Linked DNA regions of Homo sapiens: region 2 is linked to region 1. A link is a loop called in an ENCODE intact Hi-C map of the cell type or tissue named here. Cell type or tissue: GM12878. All regions are shown on one strand. Each heading gives the region's core, and the rest is flanking DNA. Links, peaks and the distances in the headings are about the cores only. Region 1 has its middle 120 kb from the start of NRBF2. Region 2 has its middle 37 kb from the start of EGR2.

Region 1 (2,921 bases), core at 126-2,625:
TATTTTTGTATTTTTTTAATTAAAAATTTTATTTTTTGACTAGCAGTTTGAATACAGGATACTTTAAATAATTCATAGAAGGATATTATATTCTGTAAAAGCCTGGGAAAGACATAAGATGAGAATAAAATTAGTTTTTCTCTCTTTAAAAAAATTAGCATTTTGGCCAGGCATGGTGGCTCATGCCTTAATCCCAATGCTTTGGGAGTCCAAGGCGGGAGGATCACTTGAAGCCGAGGGTTTGAAACCAGCTTCAGCAACATAGCAAGACCCCGTCTCTACAAAATATTTTTTAAAAAATGAGCCAGGTGTGGTGGCACACGCCTGTAGTCCTAGCTACTCAGGAGGCTCAGGCAGGAGTATCACTTGAGCCCAGGAGTTTGAGGGTTCAGTGAGCTGTGATTGTGCCACTGCACTCTAGCCTGGACAACAGAGCAAGACCCCATCTCAAGAAAAATTTAGCTTCCTGTTCCAAAAGAAAGATGAATGATAATTGTGTTAAAAATATTTTTATTTTCTTGGCATTTAAGGACCTTTTCAGTCTACCCACAAGTTACCTTCCTTGATTGCCACTGACATGCCTGCTTTAAGGAGAGCTCATCATGTCTTGCTTCTCTGTAACTTAATAGGATCTAATCCCCGTCTCTCAGCCTTATCATCTATATTTGAGTTTTCTAAATGATGCTTGGCTCTCCAGCTAGGTTATGGGCTTCTTAAAATTCTTTTAATTTACATATAATATTCCTAAAATGCACTAATATTTAGTGTACAGCCTGAGGATTTTTTTTACATTTCCACCCCGATGAAGCCACACAGTATTTCCAAAACCCCAGAAAACTTCTCTAGGCCTCTTCTTAGTCAAATATCCCATCCTCAGAGGTGACCACTCTTCTGACATCTGTCATAATCTGTGACTTCTATCATAGATTTATTTGGCTTTTTCTTGAACCTCATATAAATGGAATCATATTGGATGTACATTTTTGAGTCTGGCTTCTTTCTCTCAACATGGTGTCTTTAAGATTCATCCATGTGGTTGTGTGTAAGGCATGGATACTGTTTCTATCATCTTTATATCCCCAGGTTCTAATATAGTACTTGGCACATAGCAGATGTCCAACGATAATTTACTGAATTACTTGATGACTAGATGTATTAGTAGGATTCTTGGGTTACAAATAACAGAACTTCTACCCAAGTTACCCAAGATGACCTTATCTCCTATGTGAAGCTACCATCTCATGCAACTCAGAACTGTCTTCCCAATCTCCTGTGAACTCTAGTCACATATGAACTCTAGCTGCAAGGGACTCTGGGAAATGTAGTTTTAATTTCTAGCCTCTATAGTACAAGAAGAGATGCCAGAGGGCTTAGAGATGATACTGGATGAGCCATTATGCATTATTCTGTATTATTCTGATGAGCCATTATGCATTATTCTGTATTATTCTGATACAGAAATGGAAGGGTTGAAGTTGTCTAGGAAACAGAATCAGAAAGAGACAAGAGCAAGGGCTGCTTTGGAGGTCTAGGTGACAGCAATCAAGACACATTTCTCAAAAGGACATAATTGTTCCCTTCATTATGAAGACTTGAAGTCTTGGAAAAGAGGTCGTAGCTGGCAAAGCTAGGGTCACATGCCTATTTCTTGGGTAGGAGAGGATTGCACTGACAGTCTCACCAAGATAGCATTTGATGGAGAATTAATTCCTCAAAAGGAAATGGGATGTTACTGACAAAACAAAGGGATATAAACTTAAGGATAAAAGCCCACAAGTGCCCAGTAACAAAGCTAAAAAATAAGCAATGACAGTCTAAGTGTTCAAATTGCATTTCACACATTCTGCCTGAGAGCTGACATCCCCAAGATTTCTAGCAGTTAGAGACAAAGGGGGCTTAGAGACGTCATTTTATGGGGTCATGTATATTGTGATATAGTTTATATACAAGAAAGACACACTTTTTAGGTGTAGAGCACCAAAATAAACATGTGGAAGATTTTCATTACTCGAAAAAGCTCCCTGTTCCTCTCCGTAATCAGTTCTTTCTTCATCCCTAGTCCCTCCCCCAGTCCCTGGCAGCCACTGATTTGACTTCTATCCCTGCAGTTTTTCCTTTTCCAGAATGTCATATGAGTGAAAATGTAAGTTCAACTTATTTCAAATAGCCAGGAGATCATTTTGTCCAATGGTTTTTCCCTTTCTTTTCTACTCCACTAGGAACTGTTTTTATTCAAACAAACTTGTTTTGTTTTGTTTGAGATGGAGTCTTGCTCTGTTGCCCAGGCTGGAGTGTAGTGGTGTAATCTAGGCTTACTGTAACCTCCTCCTCCTGGGTTCAAGTGATTCTCCTGCCTCAGCCTCCTGAGTAGCTGGAGCACTACCAGCATGCACTACCATGCCCAGCTAATTTTTGTATTTTTAGTAGAGATAGGGTTTCACCATGTTGGCCAGGCTGGTCTGGAACTCCTGAGCTCAAATGATCTGCCTGCCTCAGCCTCCCAAAGTGCTGGGATTACAGGCATGAACCACCATGCTCAGCCATATTCAAATGAACTTTTATGCAGAAACTTAATATTTGAGACAGGTAGAAATGGATTGCTTTCATGAAACTGAGGTGAGGAGCTCAAGTCCAGAGTTCTTTCTAATAAAGCACTTTATCGTTTGCTCATGGAATTTTATTTATTTTGTGTATTCCAGAATCACAGTCAGTTCAGAATCTCTGAGTTTTTTCAAAGTTGGCTTCTTGTTGCAGAAATGTTCACAGAACATTTTCCACGGAGGGAGTCATGGCCTGGGAAGACTATCAGAAATGAGAAAATATTTCTTTTTCTTACATTTTTGTTAAATTATGGATTCTTAGTTGATTTTCTTGCTAAAAATGTTCATTTCAGGTCCACTAGGTGTCAGTTGCCATCTCTT
Region 2 (2,921 bases), core at 297-2,796, 160 kb after region 1:
GGTGTGGTGGTGTGCCCCTGTAGTCCCAGCTACTCAGGAGGCTGAGGCAGGAGAATTGCTTGAACCCGGGAGGTGGAGCTTGCAGTGAGCCGAGATTGTGCTACTGCACTCCAGCCTGGCGACAGAGCGAGACTCCATCAAAAAAAAAAAAAAAAAAAAAAAGAATTGAATAATTTTTCAAGACATACATTGGGATGTTGCATAAACAAGGCTGAAAAAAGTAACTTTTTTTTAAAGTAAAGAATAATGACTAGCTTGTTTTTCTCAGAAATGTATTAAGCATTGAATTATGTTATAAAGACATGACTTTCTATTTCCACATATTCTGTTTCAAGAAGCATTTTAACAGCAGCAGTTATGTCCTGGTTTATTGAGAATATCTGCCCCTGGAAATCTAAAAAATCAATATGTGTGCATTATTTTACCTACAGTCATAGCGTCATTGGACGTTAGGCAGGAAGGCAGCAGAGACACTTCCTGATGATCAACCCACTTGTTTTTACTAATACAAATCCTGAGGATCAGAGAGTGGAGAGGTTTGTCTGAAGTGATTCAGCTGCAGCCTGTGCTGGATCATCTTTATTGGCCTGGCTCCCTTTGCCAGCCAGCTCTGTAAACTACATGGATCAGGTTCTCTAGCCTTCTGGGTGGGAGGCAAAGGCAAGAGATTGGAGGATGAGTAGAGGGCAAGGCTGGGGTATTTACTCCATCAACAGCTTCCCTTCTGGGATGTGATTCAGTAGCGGTTGCATTTTTCGACCCAAAGCCGCAGCTCCATCCTGTGGTTCCTTTCACCCCAGGAGTGACCAGGCTTCCGTTGTTGCTAACTCCAGCCTGCTGAACCTGGCTCATGCCTTGCTACATAGTCCCTTTTTACTTACTAGTTTCCATTGAATATGTCATCTGTTTCTTATCTGGGCCCTAACCATACACATTCGAATCCAAGTCTTCTGACTACTGTCCAATGCTGTTTCTATTCCGTTCCCAAATTCAAAGGCTGCTTTAGAAATACAAAGGACTCTGAAAAGTTCTGAAGATCAAATGTACAGCAGGGTGACTATAGTTAATAACGCTGTATTATAGACTTGAAATTTGCTAAGTGAACCGATCTTAAGTGTTCTCCACAAACACACACAAGGATGACTATGTGAAGTGACGGATGTGTTAATTAGCTTGATTGTGGTGACTGTTTCACAACGTACATCAAAACGTCACATGCACAGCTTAAATTTATACAGTTTTTTGGTCAATTATACCTCAATAAAGCTGTAAAATATAAAGATCTATATTTGACAAAAAAGAAGGAAATATACATGACTCTAAGTGCTCTGATTATGTGGAAATATTTTAAAATACTTTGATGAAGTACTAGAAACAGAATCTAAAACTATGGGTAATGAGGCCACAGAGAGGGGAAAGACTGACTCTAGGGAGGTTCTGCAGGAAATCTTGCAAAGGTGAAATTTGACTGAGGCAAAATGTGGAACTGTCTAGAGGGGCAGGAGGGCACTGTGGTTCCTGTGTGGTCAGAGGAACTGAGGTTGCTGCTTTCAATCCTGCAAGAGCTGAAGTCAACCCACCCTGGGTGTGATTTTATGAGATATGTGTTTTTTATCCAGCACAGCCCCTAGGTATAAGCCAAATACTTTGTGCTCAACTAAAGAAGCAGTGCATTTTCCCAACACTGGATAGGAAAGCTGGTTGCATTTGTCTCAGAGAGGGGGCCCCTGCTGGTCTCCAGCATGGTGTCTAGTTGAGATATTGCCAAGAATCAACCTGACCAGGCAGAGTTTTCACCTTAAATCCTGACTTCACTGGAATATCATCTCTACATACTGGTGTTTCATCTTAATTCATTCCCACTTGCTTCCTTTTCCTCATGAAAATGGAATATCAGGCCGGGTGCGGTGTCTCACGCCTGTAATCCCAGCATTTTGGGAGGCCAAGGCAGGTGGATCACCTGAGGTCAGGAGTTTGAGACCAACCTGGCCAACACGGCAAAACCCCATCTCTACTAAAAATACAAAAATTTGCCGGGCACAGTGGTGGACACCTGTAATCCCAGCTACTCAGGAGGCTGAGGCAGGAGAAGCACTTGAACCCAGGAGATGGAGGTTGCAGTGAGCCAAGATCGTGTCACTGCACTGCAGCGCCTGGGTGACAGAGCTAGACTCTGTCTCAAAAAAAAAAAAAAAAAAAAAAAAGGAATAGCAGTAAAGTCATGAGGTAGAATGTAAAGCGAAGTTTCTTGAATAGAGCTGTGCCTCAGAACTGAAAATAACTTTGTTCTAGTCTCATCTCTGTCACTGACTTCATGGGACCTCATGCAAGTGTCTGGGACTCAGGTTCCTCTGAGTAAAATGAAAACTCAGATTAGAATGGCATTTGAGGTCATTTCTGCCTTTCAATTGCTATGATCCCCTAAATAATCAGACTAAATGACAACCTCTTCTCTCTTGAGCTCTCTGCCTATTTGGAGAAACAATTCATGTACTCAGGGTCCCTTCCTCCTGGGTCTTGGAATATGTTTCATAGAGAAAGTGATGAGGTTCTGGTACCCCTAACATTCCTGGACTCAGCAACTGGTGTCTAGACCCGAAGACCTCATGTTCCTGGAGCCCATCCTCTGGCCACTGTCTTCCTGAAGACATGTCATATAGGAAACACAAGGCAGGAGACAGATCTCACAACTTGATTGTTCTGTTGGTAGGACCAAAAGAATCATTTGGAGTTTGACTGCATTATCCAAATCACTTTTCCATTCTACTTGACTCCATCTGTCAACATATGCAAAAAAAAAAAAAAGTCAGTCCAACAATTTTCCTTTTTGATCTGTCCAAGGTCAAATAATCATTCTGGCTGACTTCTTTCCTTGTTGACCAGTTGTTTCAATCCTCCATGGACTCACTCTACAGAAAGCT

The links. A loop is a pair of places that touch in the nucleus more often than their neighbours do. Peaks named below come from ENCODE experiments on the same cell type or tissue, not always from the same donor. Only the 100,000 strongest peaks of a DNase experiment are listed, where the experiment ranks them.
Region 2: it touches region 1 in a loop (8-fold over the local background); 2 of 110 quality-filtered maps call a loop at or near these places.

The regions. Positions count from the first base shown.
Region 1 is chr10:63,008,785-63,011,705 of GRCh38, reverse strand. No RefSeq gene overlaps it. Among named protein-coding and RNA genes, the nearest start is that of NRBF2, 120 kb to the left of the region's middle. In GM12878, for the core only: no CTCF peak of the experiment used is centred there; no DNase peak of the experiment used is centred there.
Region 2 is chr10:62,851,759-62,854,679 of GRCh38, reverse strand. No RefSeq gene overlaps it. Among named protein-coding and RNA genes, the nearest start is that of EGR2, 37 kb to the right of the region's middle. In GM12878, for the core only: no CTCF peak of the experiment used is centred there; DNase peaks (open chromatin) are centred at 1,489 and 2,339; H3K4me3 peaks cover 1,084 bases; H3K27ac peaks cover 1,161 bases.